2 separate regions of the Mus musculus genome follow, and region 2 is linked to region 1. The links are chromatin loops, found by intact Hi-C in ENCODE. Cell type or tissue: left cerebral cortex. All regions are shown on one strand.

The links. Peaks named below come from ENCODE experiments on the same cell type or tissue, not always from the same donor. Only the 100,000 strongest peaks of a DNase experiment are listed, where the experiment ranks them.
Region 2: it touches region 1 in a loop (2.2-fold over the local background); 10 of 42 quality-filtered maps call a loop at or near these places.

Annotation. Positions count from the first base shown.
Region 1 is chr10:120,200,778-120,203,277 of GRCm38, reverse strand. Irak3 (interleukin-1 receptor-associated kinase 3) reads left to right here and starts at 1,681. Exons shown (of 12, transcript NM_028679.4): 1 at 1,681-1,951. The coding sequence starts at 1,819. It overlaps Gm38500 (predicted gene, 38500), which reads right to left and starts at 1,688. Exons shown (of 3, transcript NR_166661.1): 1 at 1,429-1,688; 2 at 1,083-1,176; 3 at 1-330. In left cerebral cortex, a CTCF peak has its summit at 956 (motif pointing right); DNase peaks (open chromatin) are centred at 972 and 1,715; H3K4me3 peaks cover 1,337 bases; H3K27ac peaks cover 178 bases.
Region 2 is chr10:120,124,398-120,126,897 of GRCm38, reverse strand. No RefSeq gene overlaps it. Among named protein-coding and RNA genes, the nearest start is that of Helb, 13 kb to the right of the region's middle. In left cerebral cortex, a CTCF peak has its summit at 1,551 (motif pointing right); a DNase peak (open chromatin) is centred at 1,554.

The DNA of each region.
Region 1 (2,500 bases):
CTTCTGTTAGAAGGAAAGGGTTTTAGGATCCAGAGCCGCTAAGAAAAGATGAGACTTATCTAGGGGTCTAGATGGTTCACCTCTAGAGATGAGAAACACGTTTATTATGGCGTGGACAGGAAGCACTGAGAGTGCACGCTTGGCCACGTGGTTCCCAGCTGGTGTAGTGTAGTGTAGTGTAGTGTAGTGTAGTGTAGTGTAGTGTAGTGTAGAGGTAAGCAGCTCACAGACACTGACTTCACGGATGGATTATGTCATTGGAGGCGTGGCTTTGGAGGGTGTATCTTGCCCCCAATCTCTTTCTCCTTGCCTCATGCCGCATTAGAAGACCTGGTGATGCAAACATTTTGAGTGTTACTGTTATTGTTATAGTGAGGATATTAAACATCCTCTGACTGCCCATATACTAAAAGCTTGCTTGCCAGCCTACAGTGCTGATAGGCGACTGAACCGGAACCAGATAGGTCTTAGTGCAAATAAATCAGATCCCTTGAAGGGAATTTGGTACCCTGGCCCTGTCCCCCTTCCTCCCTCCCTCTCTCTCATTTCCTGCCGCCATGGATCACTTACGCTATGACACTTTGGCTTCTCAGAGACCTCAAAAGACATTGGGGTCAAGCAACCATGGACTGAAGTTCCGAGGTTGTGTACCAAACAACTTCTTCTTTTGAAGCTGCTCGGTGGGGGCATTTTGTCAGAAAGCTAACACAACCACACATGGCGATTTCCTGTGCAGGCACACGTCTCAGGTTGCTTTTGTCTGGTCTAGAAAGTCAAAAAGAACCCTGTATCAATCTTCTCTCCCTCTGATGCTCAGCATGGTGGCATAGAGACCCTTTTTGGGGTGTAGCCTGATAAAACCGTAGTCCTTAGAATGAGGAGACTTAAGAAGTTTTGCTCAAACAGTTCTAACTTTGCCACTGTGGGTACTGAATGCCCAGGCACCATTGCTGCTGACCGCCAGGGGGCGCCATTCCAAAGACAAGCTCAGGGGATTGAAACAGGAGTTTGTTTTTCAGTGCCTGGTTATCATAAAATCTCCCACTTCATTTTCCCACCTCCTTTGTCAGTAGTATCCGTACCGTTCCTGCGGTGGTCATTACAGCATAAACGGTAGAATATTTCAACACACCAGCCAATGTTTCCTAAACTTCATTTTGCAAACTCGTTGAAGCACTGCGAGGAAAGAAAGGGAGACTGTAGTAAAACCAAGCGGCACGACGGCAGGGGTTGCCTTCTGCAGCAAGGATGAGCAGTTTGTTTGCCCAGGTTTGGCCTGTTTGTTGTGGTTTTCTTTTTATGTCCATTTCGCCCGGCGTGTACACGTTTCCTTCCGTTTAAAGTTATTTGGCAAAAACGTGTTTCTCGGTGAGCACGCATTTCTTTCCTGACGGGACAAAGAGAAACTTTAAAAGATGTAACACAAACCTCTTAGATCCATCGTGGCCAGGAGGCCGCCCGTCCCAGAGCAGCAGAGGGGTGGCGGCTTTCCCGGATTCCAGCCGCTGTTCCCCGCCCTCATTTTCTTGGCTGGTCTCCTGGGTCATGTCCCAAGACGGGGACGGACAGAACGGTTCATAACAAAGATGACCTGGGGTGCGGCGCGCAGGGTCGCGGGACAGCGGCTAGGAGCAAGGGCAGCCCAGGTCTCGCAGGGCGCATCCCTGGGGAGCGGCTCCCTACGTCACGTGGGGCCCGCCCTGCGACGGCGTGTTGCAAGCTCCGGGCAGCCGTCGTGGAGCTGAATTTCCGCGGTTGTGAAAGGCGGTGACAGCGGCGACCTCCCTGCTTCTCTGCGTGGGGTCCCGGGACTCCGCGATGGCCGGCCGGTGCGGGGCCCGTGGCGCGCTGTCGCCACAGTTGCTGCTCTTCGACCTGCCGCCCGCACTGCTGGGAGAGCTTTGCGGGATCCTGGACAGCTGCGATGGCCCGCTCGGCTGGCGGGGCCTGGGTGAGTGCGACTCAGACCTGCCGGTCCTCCCCCGCGAGGGACTCAGCAAACCCGGGGACCTGCCACTCACTCTCCTTCCCTCTCTGACAGTGGGGTACTGCTGTATCAAGTTAGGGGATTGGGTATGTCAGATGTCAAGAAAGCATCCCGTGCTGGGAAGAGATTCTCGCTTCACTCGGTTTGCAGTGTGCGCAGCAGTATGCAAATATTACCGTATGCAGGGCATGGCTACTGGCTCTACAACCCCTACATCAGATTTTTTTAATATTATAACTTCTTTTTTGAGATGCCGCTCAGTTGCTAGAGTGCTTACCTATAGATGTATGAAGCTGCATGTTCGATTCCCTAGCTTGGAATAAAACAGACAGTGGTAGTGCCAGTCATTGAGAGGTAGAAGTAGGCAGGACAGATGCTCAAGAGCATCCTCTCCTTGTAGAGAGTTCCTAGCTGGCTTGGGAAACATGAGACGCCATCTCAAAAACAAAAAGCAAACTTACTTTCTTTTCTTTCCTTTCTTTCTTTCTTTCTTTCTTTCTTTCTTTCTTCCTT
Region 2 (2,500 bases), 76 kb after region 1:
GTCTATATTGTAGCATGAATGGACAGTTTCTTCTTCTTCTTCTTCTTCTTCTTCTTCTTCTTCTTCTTCTTCTTCTTCTTCTTCTTCTTCTTCTTCTTCTTCTTGCAAAGTAGTATTTCCTTGCACAGATATATCACTCATCAGCTGATGAATGGTTGGGTTGTTTTAGCCATTTCAGTATCATTGGCAATATTATGATTATCACTTATGTATAGGTTTTTGTGTGGATATGTTTTCTATTCTCTTGGGCATATACTAAAGAATTCGATTGCTGAGAAAATGAATCTTCCATTTACTCCTCTGTGTTTTGCAGTGTGAGGAACTGTCAAAGTGTTTGCCAGTTGATTGTATCATGTGCAAGTCTGTCACCCGGGCAGGGGTGTTCCAGCTTCTTGCAGTAGTTACGCTGTGTCCGTTCAAACTGACAACCTTATTAGGTGCGAAAGTAGCTTTTGACTGTAGTTTTGATTGATATTTTTCTGACAAATGATGTGAGCATCTTTTGAAACGTGCATCAGCGGGCTGGTGAGATGGCTCAGCAGTTAAGAGCACTGACTGTTCTTCCAGAGGTCCTGAGTTCAATTCCCAGCAACCACATGGTGGCTCACAACCATCCGTAATGAGATCTGATGCCCTCTTCTGGGGTGACTGAAGACAGCTACAGTGTACTCATATATAATAAATAAATAAATCTTTTTTTGTTTTTCTTTTTGAGACAGGGTTTCTCTGTGTAGCCCTGGCTGTCCTGGTACTCACTTTGTAGACCAGGCTGGCCTCAAACTCAGAAATCTGCCTGCCTCTCCCTCCTGAGTGATGGGAACTCAGGACCTTTGGAAGAGCAGTCAGCGCTCTTTACCACTGAGCCATCTCTCCAGCCTGAAACACTACTTCCTTGCTGATGACTTGCAAAACCTTTTTTTTTCCTCACCTAGATTTTTGTTTTTTACATTTTCTTGACAATACCTATCGACACCCCAACCTGAAATGAGAATGAAGTTCCATTTTTCTCTCCCTTCGTTACTTTATTAATTAATTAATTTATTGGCGTTATGTCAAAGAAACGCATGCCTTGTCCAAAGTCATCAAGCTTCACTCCTATTTTTCTTCTATGAACTTTCTATAATCTCTCATTTCCTGGGTCTGGCCTTTGCATAGTCAAGGCTCTCCCCGAAGCGGCAGCAGCTCATCAGGATTTCAAATAGCGTTTCGCTTCCTGCTATCGATGCTCTAGCATTTCCTCTAATGAGAAAACAGGACGCTCTTAGCCTAGGGACTACAAAGGTGCAGAGCTTGTTGGTGACAGACTTTATGTAGAAGAACCATTTTCCCCTAAGACATTCGATCCACTTTAGGTCCAAGTTTTCCCCTCCGTCCAGTCTAAAATCTTCTGGGAAACATGGAGTAGTGGCTAGTCTTTGCAGGGACTACAGCACCGTTAAAATGATGTCCCACAGACATTTACAAAACCAACTTACTTTACCCACATCCTGCAGGATTATTTTTAGAACCAAGAAGTCAGGCCTTTTCCCTGGAGCGGTAGTTACCAATTATGACCAGCAGGGGGCAGCAGAGGCATGACAGCACTGTCCTAGTTTAAGAAGTCAGGCCAGTCGAAGCCCTAAGCACCATGGGATTAAAAACTACTGAGCATTCAGATCAGCAAAAAAAAAAAAAAAAAAAAAAAAAAAAAAAAAAAAAAAAAAAAAAAAAAATCTGGAAAACCTAGGACATAGTTTGCTCAAACAAACAAACAAACAAACAAACAAAATAAAACCATTGTTATTGTGGTGGTTTGAGTAGGAATGGCCTCTACAGACTCATGTGTTTGAATGCTTGACCCATACCGAGTAGCATTATAGAAGGTGTGGCCTTGCTGGAGTAGGTGTGACCCTGTTGGAGGTCGTGGGTCACTGAGGGCAGGCTTTGAGATCTCAAAAGCCCTAGTCTGGCCAGTATGTCTCACTCTTCACTTCTGACTGTGGATCAAGATGTAGAACTCTCGGGAGCTGGAGAGATTGCTCACTAAGAGAACTGTCTACTTTTCCAGAGGACCTGAGTTCAATTCCCAGCAACGACATAGTAGCTCACAACCATCTGTAGCAGATCTGATGCCCTCTACTGGTGTACTTGTGTACATACAATAAATCTATCTATCTATCTATCTATCTATCTATCTATCTATCTATCTAAAAGATGTAGAATTCTCGGCTCCTTCTCCAGCACTATGTCTGCCTGCATGCTGCCATGACTCCTGCCATGACGACAATGGACTAAACCTCTGAAACGGTAAGCCAGTCCTAATTCATTTTCTTTATAAAAGTGTCTCTTTACAGCATTAAAACCCTAAGATAGCTAAACCCAAAGCACCTACACTTGGAACCTGACCCTTGTCAGAAATACAGTAGAAAGATTTTGAAGTGGTGAGCTTTTTGTTTGTTTGTTTGTTTGTTTTAAATAGGCTTCCAAAAGGGCAAATCTGCGTGCTTAATATAGAAAAGAT